Regions from separate parts of the Homo sapiens genome. Here region 1 is linked to region 2. Evidence: chromatin loops called from intact Hi-C (ENCODE). Cell type or tissue: heart left ventricle. All regions are shown on one strand. Each heading gives the region's core, and the rest is flanking DNA. Links, peaks and the distances in the headings are about the cores only.

Region 1 (8,525 bases), core at 2,009-7,008, 320 kb after region 2:
AGAACCAGCTTTGGGTCACCTTTGTTGTGCTCTGTTGATCAGTCACAGACCAATCCAGATTCTAGGGTAGGAGAAACCGACCCCATCTCTTTGCAGGAGGACTATCAAAGAACTTTCAGCCCTTTTGAATCTGCTATACCAGGATAGAAGAAGATTTTCCTAATAAAAACAACTACAAAAATCCTAAAATCCATAGTGTAAAGCTGAAAACATTTCCTTTAAGGTCACGTAAAGACAAGGATGCCAGCTCTCACCATTCCTATTCATCATTTTACTGGAGTGTTAACCAGTACAGTAAGGCAAGAAAGAGTTCTTAAAAATCTGAACAAAATACTGCCTTTATTTGGAGACAGTATGGAAGAAGACAAAGTAATATTTAATAGATTATTAGAATTTTTTTTAAGTTTACCAGGATTTTAGGATAGAATAACTGGTTTTAATATACTAGCAAAAATTGGTTAGAAAATATAATTTTAATGATATAATTTACAACCACAAGAAAAAATATTAAGTACCGGAAAACAAACCTAACAAAGCACAGATATGCCCATTATAAAGAAAATTAGAAAATGTTGTTGAAAGATATTAAAGAAAACCTAAATATATAGGGAGCAATACAACATTTTTTAATAAGAAGATTCAATATTCGAATAAAGTAAATTTTACCTAAATTCATCTGTAGATTTCATGTGATTCTGATTAAAACCTCGAGAGAGTTTTCCAGGAAGTTAAGCAAGCTGATTCTAAAATTTATCTCAAATAGTAAAGGAACAGGAAAAGCCAAAACACTTGTTAAATAACAAGAAGGTAGGTGGACTTGCCCTGCTAGATATCAAGTTCTGTTATAAAACTGTAATAATTAAGATAGTTCAAGGATAGGCAAACAGCCCAGATTAAAGGAATATGGAAAGCAGAAACAGTCCCATAAAGAGAAATATACTTAATTTATGGAAGATCATGCACTTCCGATCAGTGTAGAGAGGATGGAACATTCAATAAAGGTTCTAGATTAATTGGTTATTACAGAGAAAAGAATAAAATTTAATCTATACTTCCCAACATGTACAGAAGTTAATTTATGGTAGATTAAAATCTTTTATTTGAAAGGTAAAACTATAAAACTTTTAGAAGGTAGTATAGAAAACTATCAGTAGGACCCTAGAGGAGTAAATGATTTCCTAAAGAAGACCAAACAAAGGCTAACTGTATTAGGATTCTCCAGAGAAACAGAAGCAATAGAATGTATGTATATATGGAAGATGATATAAGGAATTGCCTCACACAATTATGGAAACTGAAATATCCCAATATCTGCAATCTACATGCTGAAGTCTCAGAAGAGCTAATGGTGTAGTTTCAGTCCAAATTCCAGCAGGCTTAGAATTCAGAAAGAGCTCATGTTTCAGTTCAAGTCCAGGGAAGGAAAGAGCCAATGTCCCAGCTCAAGGCAGGCAGGCTGGAGGAGTTCTGTCTTATTCAAGGGAGGATCAGCGTTTTAGTTCAATTCAGGCTCTCAACTGACTGGATGAGGCCCATCCACATTAGGGAGGACAATTGTTTTGCTGAGCCTACCAATTCCAATGCTAACCTCATCCAGAAACACCCTCACAGACACACCCGGAATAATACTTGACCAAATGTCTGGGCACTTCATGACCCTCACGTTGACACATAAAATTAGCCATGAAACTTACCGTAAAGGAAACATTTGATAAGTTCAACCACATTGAAATTAAGAACTTCTGTTCATCCAAAGTTACCACTGACAATTTAAAAACAAGCCACAAAGGAGGAATGAACAACTGCAACATAAGTAACTGTCTTAGTCAGTGTGGGATGCTACAGTAGAATACCATACAGTGAGTGGCCTCACCCACAAACATTGATTTCCCACAGTTCCAGATGCTGAGATGCCCAAGAGCAAGGTGCCAGCAGATCCAGTCTCCAATGAGGGCCCCCATCTTGGTTTTCAGACAGGCACCTTATTCTTACTCTTGTATCTGCACATGATGAAGAGAATGTGTTCTAGCCTCTTTCTCTTCCTATAAAGACACTAATCCATGATGGAGGCTTGACTCTCATGGTCTTACCTACACCTAATCACCTCCCAACGGCCCCACTTCCTAACACCATCCCAGTGGCAGCTAGGGCTTCAGCACATAAATTTTCGGGAGACAAAAACATGCAGTTTGTAACAGTAAATCAGAAAGGATTAATATCTAGACTATGTAAACAGCTCCTATAAATCAACCTGACTTGTAATCAAAGAAATAAGATTAAAATAAAAAAGAGATCACATTTCACACCCAAAATGATATAGAAGTTAAGAAGAAATCACTTGGGCATATAGTAAGGGCATGGGAGTCCTTGGTAAGGCTTTTCTCTTTAATGAAAAGCAGCGTTAAATCATTTTCTAACAAAGAGCAGCCTGTAAAGTCGAGCTGCAGACATTGATAAGCAAGCTGGGAGCTTGCACAGGTAAATGCTGGCAGGAACTAGGGACTAGACATATTCAAGATGGCGGCTCCATCTTCCCTTCTCTTTGTAAGCCACCTGTACAGTAAAGAGCAGACAAAATGGCCTGATCCACTGGAAAGCCCATTTGCATAACAAGATTAGGATGAGGCAACCAGCCTTCCCCACGCTTCATGTAAACGTCATACCTGATGGAACCAATCTACATAAATCAGACACTGCCTTCAGCTTGCATATAAAATCTGCTGTGGTCTGCCACCTCCCCCATTTTTCCGACGTCTGTCTCTCTCTCTCTCTCCCTCTCTCTCTCTTTCTATTGCAAGGAGTTGCTCTCCTCTCTCCTTTCTTCTGTCTATTAAACTTTCCATTCCTTAACCCACCCACATGTGTCCATGTCCTAAATTCTTTCTCGGCACGAGACAGCAAACCCCAGGGTATATACACCAGACAAGGTAGCAGTTTCAAAAAGATTAGTAAGACAACATCAAGTGTTGGTGAGACTGTGAAGCAACTTTTCTACATACCAGTGGGGAGATAAATTGGTATAATTGCTTTAGAAAATTATTTGGCACTACCTAGTAAAGAGGAATGTGCATATGTGCCCTAGTAAAGAGGAATGTGCCCAGCAGGTCTACTCTTGGGCATATAACCTAAAATCTTAGAGTAACTCTCATCCTTGTGCAACAAGACCTGTACAAAAATATTCTTACCAGTAATATTTATAATAGCCAAATTCTGGAAACAGTCCAAATGCCCATCAGCATTAAAATGAATACATCAGTTATGGCATATACATATAGTGAAATACTATATGGCAGTGACAAACTATAGCCACATACATCACCATAATATGAGGCATGAGTCACTGAAGAATGTAATCATAATAGTAATAATAATGATAATAGTGAATATGTAAATTGCTTACTATTACCAAGCTCTTGGCTAAGTGCCATATATATAATTTAATCCCACAAGAATGATATGAGCTGTGTACAGTTACTGTTAGCGTTTTATGGATGAGGAAATTATGACTGAACAGAAGAAATAAATTTCCCAAGTTGATATAGCTTCCTACCAAGGTGATGAACTGGGATCTCAAGCCCAGAAAATTTGAATGCAGAGTCCACTGGGTGAAGTGAGGCATATTCAAAAATTGGCATAACCAAGCGCTGTATCTGGGAATACACAAATACATGTTCATTGTGATATGAAGAAAACTATGGGAATTATTTACAGAAAATTACTCCTCTGAGTGTAATTGAGGGGGAGGACAATTTGATAATTTTCAAATTACCAGAAGTATTTTATTTCTCAGACTGAGTGGTGGGCATATGGTTGTTCATTTTATTATAATTATTTAATCTTTACCTATGCACTGCATATATATATATATATATATGTGTGTGTGTGTGTGTATAGTGTGTGAACATACTTCATGCTGTTGTCGTATATGCTTTTCTCTTTATCACCTACTTTGCTCTCAGATTTAAGCAAGATTTGTCCTTAACATAAACGCGCAGTCTATAATAGTAACTAAGAAAGGATTAATAAAATATCTAGACTATGTAAACAATTCCTAAGAATCAACTTCACTTATAATCAAATAAATAAAATTACAATTAAAAATATCACATTTCACACCCACAAGATTGGTAAAACAACACCAAATGTTGGTAAGGGTATGCAGCAACTCTTCTACTCTTTGAAACTCAAAGCCAGGAGGAGACTTCTTTCTTATCACACCCCTTCCCTGTAGAAGTGATTTGGTGTGATCTTGTCCATAAATTAAGATAGGAAAAAACAAAACAAAATATGGAGGGAAGATTAATGAATACTTCTTTTTATTTTCTTTTATTTTTAATTGACAAATAATAATTGTATATACTTATAGGGTACAATGTGATGTTTTGGTACATGTATACATTGTTAAATGATTACACTCCATATGACCTCACATATTTATCATTTCTTTGTGATGAGAACGTTTAAAATCCTCTCTTTTCAAAACACATTATACAATGACAGAGGAAGGAAATATGAGTGAGGAGAAAAAAATTGATAAGGTAAGAGGAAAAGAGTAGAAGTGAAAGATAGAGCTGGAGATATAGTGACACAGGAGAGAGATCAAGGAAAAAAAGATTAGCCCGTGTTTTTCTGAGTACGCTGCATGGTTTATCTATGAAATGCTGAAAGGAATTCACTTTATGGCTCTGGACTCTTGGGTACGGTCCACCGTCATTGCCTGCTGGGAGAGGTCTAATATACATCCAACTATCCAGTGGGCCCAATAAACATTAAATGATTGATTTCTCCCTTAACTTTAGCCATCTCAGTCACTATTCATCAATAATTAAAGAATATATTCATTTGACATCAAATGCAAAAAGAAAATTCAAAGACATTAAGGGATGGGTTTAAACAGATGCATTTACATTGATATTAACTTAAGCAATATCAATCAATCTCACCCTGGAAGGGAGACAGGAATTAGTGTGCGACTAGAAAGCATTTATTTGAACATTTTACATCCTTAAAACTCTGTGCACTGAAAAAAGCTATTCCTTGGACATCAGCAAGTAAGCTTATAAATTATGACACTTCAGGCCCTGATTTATCACTGTATTGGGTATTTTTCAAGATAAAACAATAGAAACCAAAAATCTGCTAAAAATTCCAAACTTACAATAATCAAAGAAATACGGATATAATCAATGAGAGTTCAATACATCATATTCAAGCAGATTATTATAATATCTAATTTTGCAGAGGGTGAGAGGAAATGTGATTCTCACATCATAATGCTTCATAACTTGTATAAGAAGACTTAATGATGTGCCTATTTTTGACATAATAATTTCATATCCAAGAATTTGACCTAAGGAAATTATCATGAATATCTTGAAAGTTTTCACTACAGGAATGTTCATTTCAATGCTATTACAGAAGTGAATAGTGAAAAGTGATGTCCAACCACAAGGGATTACATGAGGGCACATTTATTGAATGAAATAAAACTATTTAAATGATAGTAAAACAAACAGAAAGTAACATCAAAAAAATTAAAATATGTTAAATGGAAAAGTAATTTTTAAAATTCATACATAAAACTCTACTGTTGGCTTGAAATAAAGGTTTCAAAGGAGCGACTGGGAAGGAAAAATGGACGTGAAACCTGCTGGCAAAGAAGAGTGAAAGCCTCCACAATTGCCTAAGTCCATCCTTGTCTAAATATCTCAAAATTAAAACCTAACTTCTTGTTCTGAATCATTTCTTCTGAAAGGTAAGCCATGTGGCTCTAAAAGGCATACTCTTCAGAGAGAAATGATTAAGAATATTAAAATGACCTTGGGTTATTGATAACAGAAAGAGAACAAATGTAATGAGAATGCATTTTGCATACTGTCCCATTAAGACTTTCTGTGCATGGCTGATGCAGGAAACTAAAATGATCAATGGTGTCAAATCCCACAGGAGAGCAAAATCTTGGGCCAGCCAGAGCTCTGTAATCACAGGTGATCGTTCATGAGAATGCCACTAGCCCATCTCCTCAAGTGATGTATTAGCCCTGGGTGATTGATTTAGAGCTTTGCAAGGGCAATTCTAAACACTTACACATTTTTATTTAAAGGAAAGTTTCTTTCACATACTTCCTAATGGAAGTTTACATATTCTTTTCCATGGAAAACAGGGTTAGGGTAAATCCTAATGGTATTCAGGATTGTCTACCCCCTCACATAAGTTTAAAGAGAAAATGATGATGAAGTAAGAAGGCAAAGATTTTTACATCTGAAAGACAGAATAGTTGAAGAGGTATGTGTTAAAGAAGACATAAAAGTGATGAAGATCATGCTTTTGTTGACCATAAACACAGCCACCAAATCCCAAAATACTAAACATGAGCCAGAAAGGAGGTAGTTCTGGAACAACTTTATTAAACATATGGAACTCATTTTCCCCAATAAATTATGTGAGACAAAATTGGAATAGTCCAAGAAGGGGTTGGTCAGGGCTTTCTTGTCTATGGATTTAAAACAGAAAGAGAATAGTAATGTCCATCCATGAAGACCAACCCAGCAAAAATAGCCAAGCGCCTCCAAATACATGTTCTTGTGTCATTGACAGTCAACAAATAGATTCTGTGAAATGGCCTTTCTTGCATTTTTATCTGCATTGGCACCATGCCTGGTACATGGTGGATACTCAAAGCACATTTCTTCAATGACATTGAATACAATGTGCATATCCCAGCTCCCTTCAGACCATCATTAATCTTCAATCTGCTATGTCACTGCTCTTAGGAGAAGGAAAACTGGAAGTCAAAGACGCTTATGAGAATTATAATCCCCCAAATACTTCTCAAACTCAGTAAAAACATAAAAGTCAGATATTCTCCCTTTATAGAAACATTAAAATGATTAAGATAGAGTCACTAATGTATTCTTGAGTTTCTTAAGGACAGAATTTTCTTAATGTCAAGTTATTATATTAAAAGGAAGCACATAGCAGGGATTCAATTAATAAAATCACCTAATATTTGTATCCATAATTTTAATATAAAAACTCCATTTAGCAAAGAATCTTATAGCACCACACCTTCTCCTCTTTCATTCAACAATTGTTTAATAAAATAGTTCCTTACCGATCAGTTTTTTCAAAAGGTATATAACTACAAAGTTATGATTTGAGTTTTTTCTTATCTTTGGAGAAATAAAATTTAAGAGAAGATGATCCTCCCCACCACTACCCCACCCCCCAATTTTTTTCTCTCTACCATCTTGAGATGGTAGAGATGCCCCATGCAGGTAGTTGAAAATGCATGACTACCATGCCGAGACTGCCAAAATCTGTCTTTGAAAGGAGGCGGACAAAATGCTATAAAATGCACTGACATGATGGCTGTAACAGACGTGCATGTAAAAAGTCTCAAGGTATTTCTTTCCTACTTGTTCCAGGGATCTTTCAGTCCTTCTGCTGAGCCACAAGGAATGTACCATGTATTTACCGCATTTCTTCCCTGGCCTTCTGGAACCCGCTCTTGCAGCTGCAGGGAATAACAAGAACCAAGACCTTCACAAGGTCCCTTGCAGTCACTTCACATATTAATCAAAGAAGAGTCCCAAAAGAAAATATGTCCTAGAAATCTAAACTCACTGTCTCTACAACATCCTGATCACCTGCAAAGTAATAGGGTGAGTCTAAGTCTTCAGAACTAAGCTCCATACATAGGACAAAGCTAACAAATCAAAGCAGGGCTTTCATGTCATGAAATAATTACTAAGTGTAGAGGACAACAGGCATAAAAAGTGAAGGGAAAAATATTTTCCCTTGATTCCCATAGATACTATTTTTCTTATTTTGAAAAATTTCAAATCCACACAAAAATTAAAGAAATGTATAGTGAACATTGGTATACCCTTGCCTATACACACCAACTATTAATAATCTTCTTGCTCCTGCTTCATCTCTCTATATAGGTATTGCCATGGTCAGAATGTTAGTGTCCCCCCAGAATTCATATGTTGTAATCCTAACCCCAAGGATGATGATATTAGTAGTTAGGACTTTGGGGAGGTAGAATTCACATGAATGGAATTATTGCCCTTATAAAAAAAAAGTCTGAAAAAGACCCCTCACCTCTTTTACCACATGGGGACACAGTAAAAAGGCGGCATCTATGAACCAGAAAGTAGGTTCTCACCAGACACCAGATCTGCTGATGCCTTGACCTTGGACTGCCCACACTCTTGAACTGTGAGAAATAGATTTCTGTTGTTTATAAGCACTCCAGTCTATGGTATTTTGTTGTAACATCCCGAAAGAACTAAAACTGGAACCTACACACACTTCTTTCTGTCAAGCCATCCTAAAGTACGTTGGCAACAACATGACAGTTTATCCCTAAATATTTTAGCATATAGCTCTCACAAACAAGGACATTCTCTCACACAACCTAACGCCATTACCAGGCCTTTTGTTTATTGTTGTTGTAGTTGTTGTTGTTGTTGTTGTTTTGAGACGGAGTTTCACTCTTATTGCTCATGCTGGAGTGC
Region 2 (8,525 bases), core at 1,177-6,176:
GTGTAATTGTCAAATACAGCCAGACTTGCAGCCAGGAAACTTGGAATTGAGTTCTGAATAATCTTAATGAAGACATGTAACCTCACTGGGCCTCTGCTTTCCTATCTGTAAAATGGGAAGAGTAACAAACTCTACCATATTGAGCTGTTGTGAACACCAACACTCAAAAGTGCTTTAAAACCACGAAGCCATGATTGTCATTGTGATATCAAGCCTCTGTGTACTTTGAGGAATATGAAGACCCTATTAGAGGAGCTCAGAAAGGGCCTTTTATTTCATGGGCCATGCCCTCCAATCTGTTATTTGGAAAGGGCAGATCAAAGATGCCCCAAGTGTCTGGAAAGTACCTTCTCTTTTGCTTTTGCATGGCTTTCTTTCACAGACCCGTCCCCATCTTCCTTATTTCAGTGATTTTTTTTTTTGACTCTTGCTTGGGATTTCAATGTAGTATTTCATTTTTTTTCTGTTATTGGAACTTTGATTTGACTTTCCCAGTGGTAAAAAGGAGGCACTAAAATTTTGCCTGTATTGAGCCAAGATGGTAAATTGAAGCCTAAATTCAAAAGCAGGGTAGATAATTTTAAAAGGGATTCACATTCTGTGCATACTTCTTAGCCCTCCACTTAGGCCATTCTTATTTCCCTCTCATTACACACACACATGCATGCGTGTGAACACACACACAGGTGTGCACTGGTATGCCTCTTCTCAAAAACAGAGAAGAAATAAGATTAGGGTAATAATCCATTCAACGTTGGTTTTATTGTTGCTTTATTTTCAACAGCTATATTCAAAAATAAACCAGCATCAAAGGGGAAACAAAAAGTAAATGCTATTAAAGTTTTTTTTTTTCCTTGCCTAGATGTTTATTTGCTGAGGAAACTAAACACTAATGTCTGAGGTGTGTTTCAATACACATGGTGCAAATACTTATCTGCTTGAATCTTTCACAGAACAGGGTATCAAAGTAGATGTTTTCCTAGACAATCTTTTGAAATAATGTACTTCATCTCTACCTTACCACAAACAAGAAAACGCACAATTTTCAGCAAGTTACAACATTATTCAAAAGAAATTTCTTAGCAAAAAGTACATTTAAGGAGTTGCAGAGAACAGATTCTGAATGCCCAGCCACTAGTCACCCACCACAGCAATCAGCATCTCCTTGTCCAAACCATCCGGGGTGGCCCAAGAAACTTTCAGTGGGAAAATAGATACAGTTATTAAAAGTGACAGCAGGGAATTCATCAGCAAAACTGAATTAAATCAGAATTCTGAGTTCCAGCCTAACAGGCTCCTGCTAAGCTACTCTGGCTTTTAAATAAGTACCTGCATTTAAGGATGCACCGAGAAAGATGTGATAATGTGAACACAACACACATACCCTTTTTGTCAGAACAATGGGTCATCAAAGGTAAAAATTAACTAGGGAATTTCCAGCATTTTTCTTCATTGTGTACACCTCTCCTTCCTCCAGGCCCAAGAGAGGGTGAATAATGCTTATCTAGTTATGGAAGGGAAGAAAAGCTAGTCACAGAGCAACCCCGCACGGAATCTGCAGAACCCTAGATATATTTGACTTTGTCCACTCCCTTCCTCTGCGCTTCGCTAAAGCCCACACCTCTTGGGATGGAACCTAACGTGCCTTCCGCTTACAAACCGCTCTGCTAGGTTAGCCCCAACCACCATGCAACCTTTACGAAGTTACTTGTGCGTCCACACTGAGCGCGGATCACCTCAGCCACAGCCCAATAGAGCAAGGAACCAGGAGCTCCCGAAGCCCGGACACGAGCCGCGGCCAGTGCTGGGCGCCCTCAGGCGCTGCGCTCACGTGGTAGCGGCCCCGGGCACGTGCGCCTCCGACCTTAGGCGGCGAGAGGGAAGCGCCGCCCCGCGCGCGCGAGAGGCTGGCAGCGGCGCCAGAGGCGTAGAAGGGAGGGGAAGGACCTGGGACATTCAGGGACCCTGCGAGGCAAGAAGCTGAGCTTCAGGCAGTGCCGGTCCGACTGCATTTCCCTGGGGTGTTAGCTGGAAGGAAGACACAAATTTGAATGGGGTAGCAACTTAAAAACATTTTTCTTTTCAGTTTATTTTAAATGGGCAAATGCATCAGAATCCCATCTAGAAGTGAGTTCTTCCGAGATTGTCACAATCCCTTTCTAGCCTGGAACCCACACTTGAAATTCCTGGTAAAAGAGGGAGCCAAGGTGTCTCCAGGTAGCAATGCCATCCTCCTGTATCTTTTGGGGAACCCTGCCAACTCGCTCTCGAACAAGCGCTGGGAAACCGCGCCCTGGGGGAGAGGGGAAAGAAGACGGTGTCCCTTCCATATGCATAAAGCCCGCTGAGTGTTGGAATTTAAAACCTACAGCAGCAAGCTATATTTACGACTTGTTTCGTTTTGCTGGGGGAGGGGAGAGGGATCAGAAACTCTAGGACCTTATTCCCAAACTGGGAGATGGGAGCTTGGCAGTGGATCCCACTGGCACAGAACTCTAGTCAACTGGGGCCGCAGCGGCTGCCACTTGCGGGTGGGGAAGGGAAGGAAAAGGAGGGGGAGAGAAGGAGGGGCGGCGGAGGGGCTGACGCGGGAGGGAAGGAAACAGGTGAGCTCCCACCGCCACCCATGGGAAACCCAGCGCAGCGGCCCCCGGCGCGCCACCGTCCCAACCTGGAGAGCCACTTACCGGCTTTACACGGGTCCTTGTAATCTATAGTCTCTGTTTTATCCTCTTCGTTCCCATCAAAAGTGTAATCATAATCGAGGCCAGCGCAGACCCATAGCTCCCCGTAGAAAACAATCCCCGAGGCCACCAGCCACACGAGCATCCTCGGGGAAAGCGTTCCCAACCCCATCCTCCTCCCCCGGAGGAAAAGGAGGGGACGGGACCCAGAGGTTAGGCAGCCGCGGTCCGCGCTGATGTGCGGGGCTAGGGGCACCGGTGCTCTTCTCCCCACCCGGAGGCTCCTCGGCGGGACCGGGGTGCTCAGGTGTCCGGAAACATGTGGATGCCGCCGGGACAGTAGAGAGGGCAAGCACTGCCTGTTACCCCCAGTCGCAGGGAGAAGTTGGCTAGGGGCCCACGGGTGGGCGGAGGGCAGGTAAGGAACTCTGCACTCGGAGGCGGGGAGGGCGCAGGCAAACTCGGCTCTGGCGGCGCTGGCGCTCGCAGCCTGCCAGGTCGTCCTTCTGGCTGCCGAACTTCCCGCGGCCGCGGCTCGGCGAGCGGCGCCCCGCGGGCTCAGCTGCCACCAGAGCTCGGACTCCCGCGCCGCGTCCCCGCTGCTGCCAGGACTCCGCGGCCGAGCGCGAGCCGCCGCCGCCTGAGCCCAAAGCCGCCGCCGCAGCTCCGAGAAGATGAATCCGGTCTGCACATCAGCACATCTGAATTGAAAGGGGAGACCGAGGAAGGGGGTGGGGGCCAGGCATTTCTACGCCGCGAGACCTTAAAAGCCTGCAGAAGCCAGCAAAGCAACTGACTGCAAGAGAGCAAAAGTGTGAGGATTTGGGGATGCACTGTTTGCCTTCCCCCCGCCAGCCTGTCTTTTTACCCTCTTCCTAACTTGAAAAAAAAAAATATTCGCACCATCTAACCCAATCACTTGCATCCTGCTTACTTATTCATACAATCAGGGTCAGGATCCGGACCACAGCCTCCTCTCTTGACTTCTTTTGATAGCCTTAGACAAACAAACAGACAGGAGCGCGCTGACAATTCCATTTATATTTTACCAAAGATAAAAATGAATATATTATGTATCTGTGTACGCAAACAGCAATTAATAGATGATGTACGTGTCAGTTGAGAGTGCCAGACCGGGGGTGGAGCGAAGGATCGTGATAACTTAGCTGCAAATCCATATTTCCCCTCCCCCCAAATAAACAGCGAGTGTGTATTTCTTTCCTTTGCTGCTGTTTAACCTTAGAGCAGCGCAGGAATGGAGGAAAAGTGTGCGAGTCTTCACGATTTTGGTAAGAAAATAAACAGACTACTGTTGGTCTCCTAACCAACAAAGTTTTGCTAAGAACTAAGATCCTCAGAACTGCAATTAAAAAAAAAATCCAAAATCGAGTTACAGATTGCAGCAGCAGGAAACGCTGAGACCTTGCCGATGGGCTGGCGCTATGGCTCACGTGGGCGCAGGAAGGGAAGCTGGATGGAATACTCGGGAAGCAAATTTTCTGTGACAGTTCTGGCGCCCATGAGCAGAGTTGCTCAGTATCCTTCGGCTTCAGTAATGTTTTACTTCTTCAGAGGAGAGGGTGTAAAACCTGGCAGGAGGGTCAGCGAGGTAAACCACATGTCAGCCGAGCAGACTCAAGACAAACACAGGTTGTGGGAAATTGGGGAGGAAAAAAATCAGAGGAAATCTCTGTAAAACCCCTGTTGTGAGCAATTCCGAGGTTTCCCCACATCTGCAAGTAGTTTCCAAAATAGGTGAGATGACTTCTCCCCCAACAAGCTTCCAAGGGACTGGTGATTGGGAGCTTTCCTTTTCCAACTAAATCTTTAAAACTGTCACTTTAGCAAGGACTTGTAAAAAAAAAAAAAGCCTTACATATTATTTGACTAGTGTTCCCCCTATCCAAGTTATCATCTAGAGGAATGTATGAAGGTAAACACACACACACACACACACACACACACACACACACACACACAACTTTGACAGATAAAGTCATCTTTGGTTTGGAGATTTTACTAGGTTTTATTCATGTTTGTTAGAGAAAAGTAAGAAGCCAATCTTGAAAAAGTACCAAGTATTTTCAACTTAAACTAAAAGTATAGGAAGGCTAGGTGGAACTGAACTGACCAAGTGTTCTTTGCAAAACTGGGTCTTTCTCAGAGGCCACTGCAATGATGGAGCTTCCCTTCCATAGATCTTAAGCTTTTAATGCCCAGGATACAGAGCAGAAGTAGATTTTTAAAAAGAACATGTTCAATAAGCAGGTAGAGGCGTTTGATTTTGAAATCTCTTGCTGAGTCATTCTCAAATTCTCTTACCCATCCAAAAAAAAAAAAGTTTGCATAATTAATAATAGTGTTGCCCTAGTGCAGAGCTCAACAAGAATATGTCCTGCTTAGCCCATCTGAAAGCCTAGAGAATGCATATGTCATCTAGAGGATTCCTGCTCTTGAGCTGCTGACAGTGTTCCCATTCCCTATCCCAAACCTTAAAAATGTCCCTTGTTAATCTAAATGCCTGCAAACATCTCCTTAGACTATTTTATCATGTGTAAATTTGCAAGAAGTTTTACCTGTGGTTTGCCTAAACATCACTTACTTTGCAGGAATAAATATGTTTTATTCATTTGTTCTGGGAAAAAAAGTACTGTATAGGGATAATAGCTTCATTATGTATAATGACACCTATTACTTTTAACATGTGTTTCATTATTTGGTTTTATAATTTTATGAATTTGTAGTCCAGAGAGTTAGAATGATTTTCATAGTAGAACTTCAAGTCAAAATACAGGAATGTTTCTTTACAGCTAATATACTTGCAGAGAATACCTACATCACAATACCCAGGCTTAATCCCTGATTTATTTTTAAATATTAAATCTAACTCTAGGTTGTAATAAGAAACTTCATTTTTTTAAACTAATTTTGTCTCTATAGTTGTTATGATTACAAACTAAAAATAGATTTTTCCTTGTCCATGAAAGAAACATAAATTTGCAAGAATATGTATGTGAGCAAGGAGTTGATTGCTGTGTCATAGTATAGCTGCAGACACGCAGTACGTGAATTCAATCTCCTCAGAAAGACAAAAAGGAGAAATTGATTCCCTTAGTAAGACATGTGCTGATGTTGCCCTGGCTTCTAGCTGACAAGCTCTCTTGATCACCATTGCCACCTACAACAGGACCCCATCACTCTCAGCAATAATAGGGAATGAAGCCAACCAAGAGTGCTGCAAAAGGCAAGCTCTATGCCAATTAGTATATCACGTTGGAAATACCAATTAAAATAAATTTCCCTTGTAGAAAATATCAATTAGACATGTACTCTTTCTAATCTAGATTTGTGCAAAGCTAGATGTGATCTTTTTGTGTTATAAGACCAAGTAATACATGAATGAATATATTTCCCTTTTGTCCCTTGTGAAAAAAAATACCCAGGGGATAAAAGGAGCTTTCCTTCTGCAATGGATTCCGGATTATAATCTGAATAGGGGCCCCTAAACAGAATCTCTGGTTATTCTTTAATAGTTTACTGTACTAGTCTTTCTCTCTACCATGCCCTCACTGGCCCTCACTGTGGGGAACAGAGATGTCCTTTGTTTTTATGGCTTTTAGCTACTCCAGACCATTTAACTCTTATTTTCACCCCATTCTGATGTGACCCTCTACTGGATAGATACAGCTTTATTTCATGAGCTTTCTTTCAGTTCTACATGGCATCTCCTAATAGTAGAGTTCAGTGTCCCAAAGTGTGGTACTTAAATTGCTGAGAGTACATGAAGTGATTTTAGGTAATGTAGTAATAAACTACATATAGATGTGTATATGTATCAGAAAAAAATAGTTATTAAATTTGCCATTGCATATATAGTTCTTACAATCATGCTTAAGCTAAAAACCAAGGCACTTGCTTTGTGAAATTAAGCCAGTGATGAAGGTAGCAGGTGAAGGTTGACTAATGTTTGATAAACACTGATCTAGTTCAGCTCCCGTCCTCTGCTACACCACACTGCCTGTGGGTTCCTGCCATTTGCCTCCTCCATCACACCTGTCCCACAGTTGCTTCCTTCTCGTACCTGCTTATCAGTCATTTTCACTTCCAGTCCTTCAATACAAAAGGTCTGAGTCTGGACGGGGAAGCTGCATGTATTCATTGTTGGCACTTTGGATTTGTTTGCTGTTTTAGGCATCACTTGCTGTATCACTCTTCAGAATATCCACTGACTTGTGTATTAAAAAAACATATATAATTGCTTAATGACATCCAGAAATGATTGCATTCTTCCTTTGGGCAACAGCTTGGCCAAAGTGAAATGGGGGCAGTGGAATGGAATAAGAAGGAGGTCTTCTTATTTCCAACCTAATGGGACTCAAAGGCTTGAGTCCACTAGTAGGTTTCCAATTATGTAACCTCTGCTCCTTTACTGAATCCTCACTGTTGTACCCTGAACACCTAGTTAAGGAGGCACAAGAGTATAGAGCTTGGAAACAGTCCCTCAGTGCAATTTCCAGCTCTCTACTTCCTAGCTTGGTAACTTTGTACCTGCTTTTGTAACCTCAAGTGTCCTCAGTTTTCTCATTCATAAAACGCAGATAATTTTAGGGATAGTGATATTTCATAGAGTTGTTACAAAGAATAAGTTAATTAATATATGTGATATTTTTTATAGTTCCTCATATATAGAAACTATGTGTATACTAGTTCCTAGTACATAAGAACTTTTGGTAACTGTTATTATTATCATTTTAAGTGAGTTCTAAAAAGTCAAATTATTTCCAGTCCCTCTAACTACATTATTTGAAAAGAAGCTTCTCTTTCTTCACTTGACCTAAAGCAGAATAACTTACTCAAAGTGATGCTGGAGAGAAGCAATGAACAAATCGGTTAAGAGCACAGAATTCAGCCACAGAAAACACAGACTTAATACTCACTTTCCCATTTAGTAGCTATCTTGCCTTGAGCAAGTTACTTCCCTAGCTACACTCTCCTGGTTTTTGAAACAGAAATGAAATACCTAATAGGGTTAAACTGAGAACTAGATAAAATTATGCATGCAATGTACTCCCTAGCAGATGTAAGCTAGCAACATTAAAAAAGTTGGTTATTATTATTAATTGGTATTTTTCTAGTGATCGGCAAAATCTATACATAGTTTTTCCACTGGCAGGCAAGAAATTCAGCATGCACACACACACACACACACACACACACACACACACAAATCTGGCTACAGATTAAATAAAACTAGGATAATTTTCTTTGAAAAATTCCATTAATAATACAAAACCCCTCAAACTAAAAAATAAACATTACTGGTGTTCTTTATAAATTCCCCAATAATATAGTGACTGACATTAGAACGCCTCTCATCTGGCCATTTTCTGTCCCCTTTATTTAGCTAATATAGTACTGTTTTCATATTTTTACATTATGAGCATAAAGTATGTCTCCCAAGACTTCCTAAGCAATTTCCCTATAAAATTTAATTTGTATTTTATTTTACTTACTTCATAGGTGATTAAAAAATAGACTCTGAAACCTTTGATGGATCGTATTATATACTTCCAACACAATGAGAATAATTTAGTTTTAAAACTATAATGATGGAGTATTATCAGCTTCTTGGAAGAAAGGAATACACTCAACTCCTTAAGGCACATTATCCAGGTCAATCACTTGCCAAAGTTTTTAGAGTCTTAAGCTATTTTAAAGATGGGGAAAGGGAGTTGAAATGAGTGAGTGATTCATGGACATATTATGGTTGCCTTATAACCCCTGATCCTCCACTGTCTCCTTTGGCTGGCCACTTTTTGGGAGCCTGCATTTCTACTAATC

The links. A loop is a pair of places that touch in the nucleus more often than their neighbours do. Peaks named below come from ENCODE experiments on the same cell type or tissue, not always from the same donor. Only the 100,000 strongest peaks of a DNase experiment are listed, where the experiment ranks them.
Region 1: it touches region 2 in a loop (2.4-fold over the local background); 3 of 110 quality-filtered maps call a loop at or near these places.

Annotation. Positions count from the first base shown.
Region 1 is chr4:165,551,498-165,560,022 of GRCh38, reverse strand. No RefSeq gene overlaps it. Among named protein-coding and RNA genes, the nearest start is that of LINC01179, 130 kb to the left of the region's middle. In heart left ventricle, for the core only: no CTCF peak of the experiment used is centred there; no DNase peak of the experiment used is centred there.
Region 2 is chr4:165,868,236-165,876,760 of GRCh38, reverse strand. It overlaps TLL1 (tolloid like 1), which reads right to left and starts at 3,524. Exons shown (of 21, transcript NM_012464.5): 1 at 2,688-3,524. The coding sequence starts at 2,856. In heart left ventricle, for the core only: no CTCF peak of the experiment used is centred there; DNase peaks (open chromatin) are centred at 1,868 and 3,280; H3K4me3 peaks cover 3,054 bases; H3K27ac peaks cover 591 bases.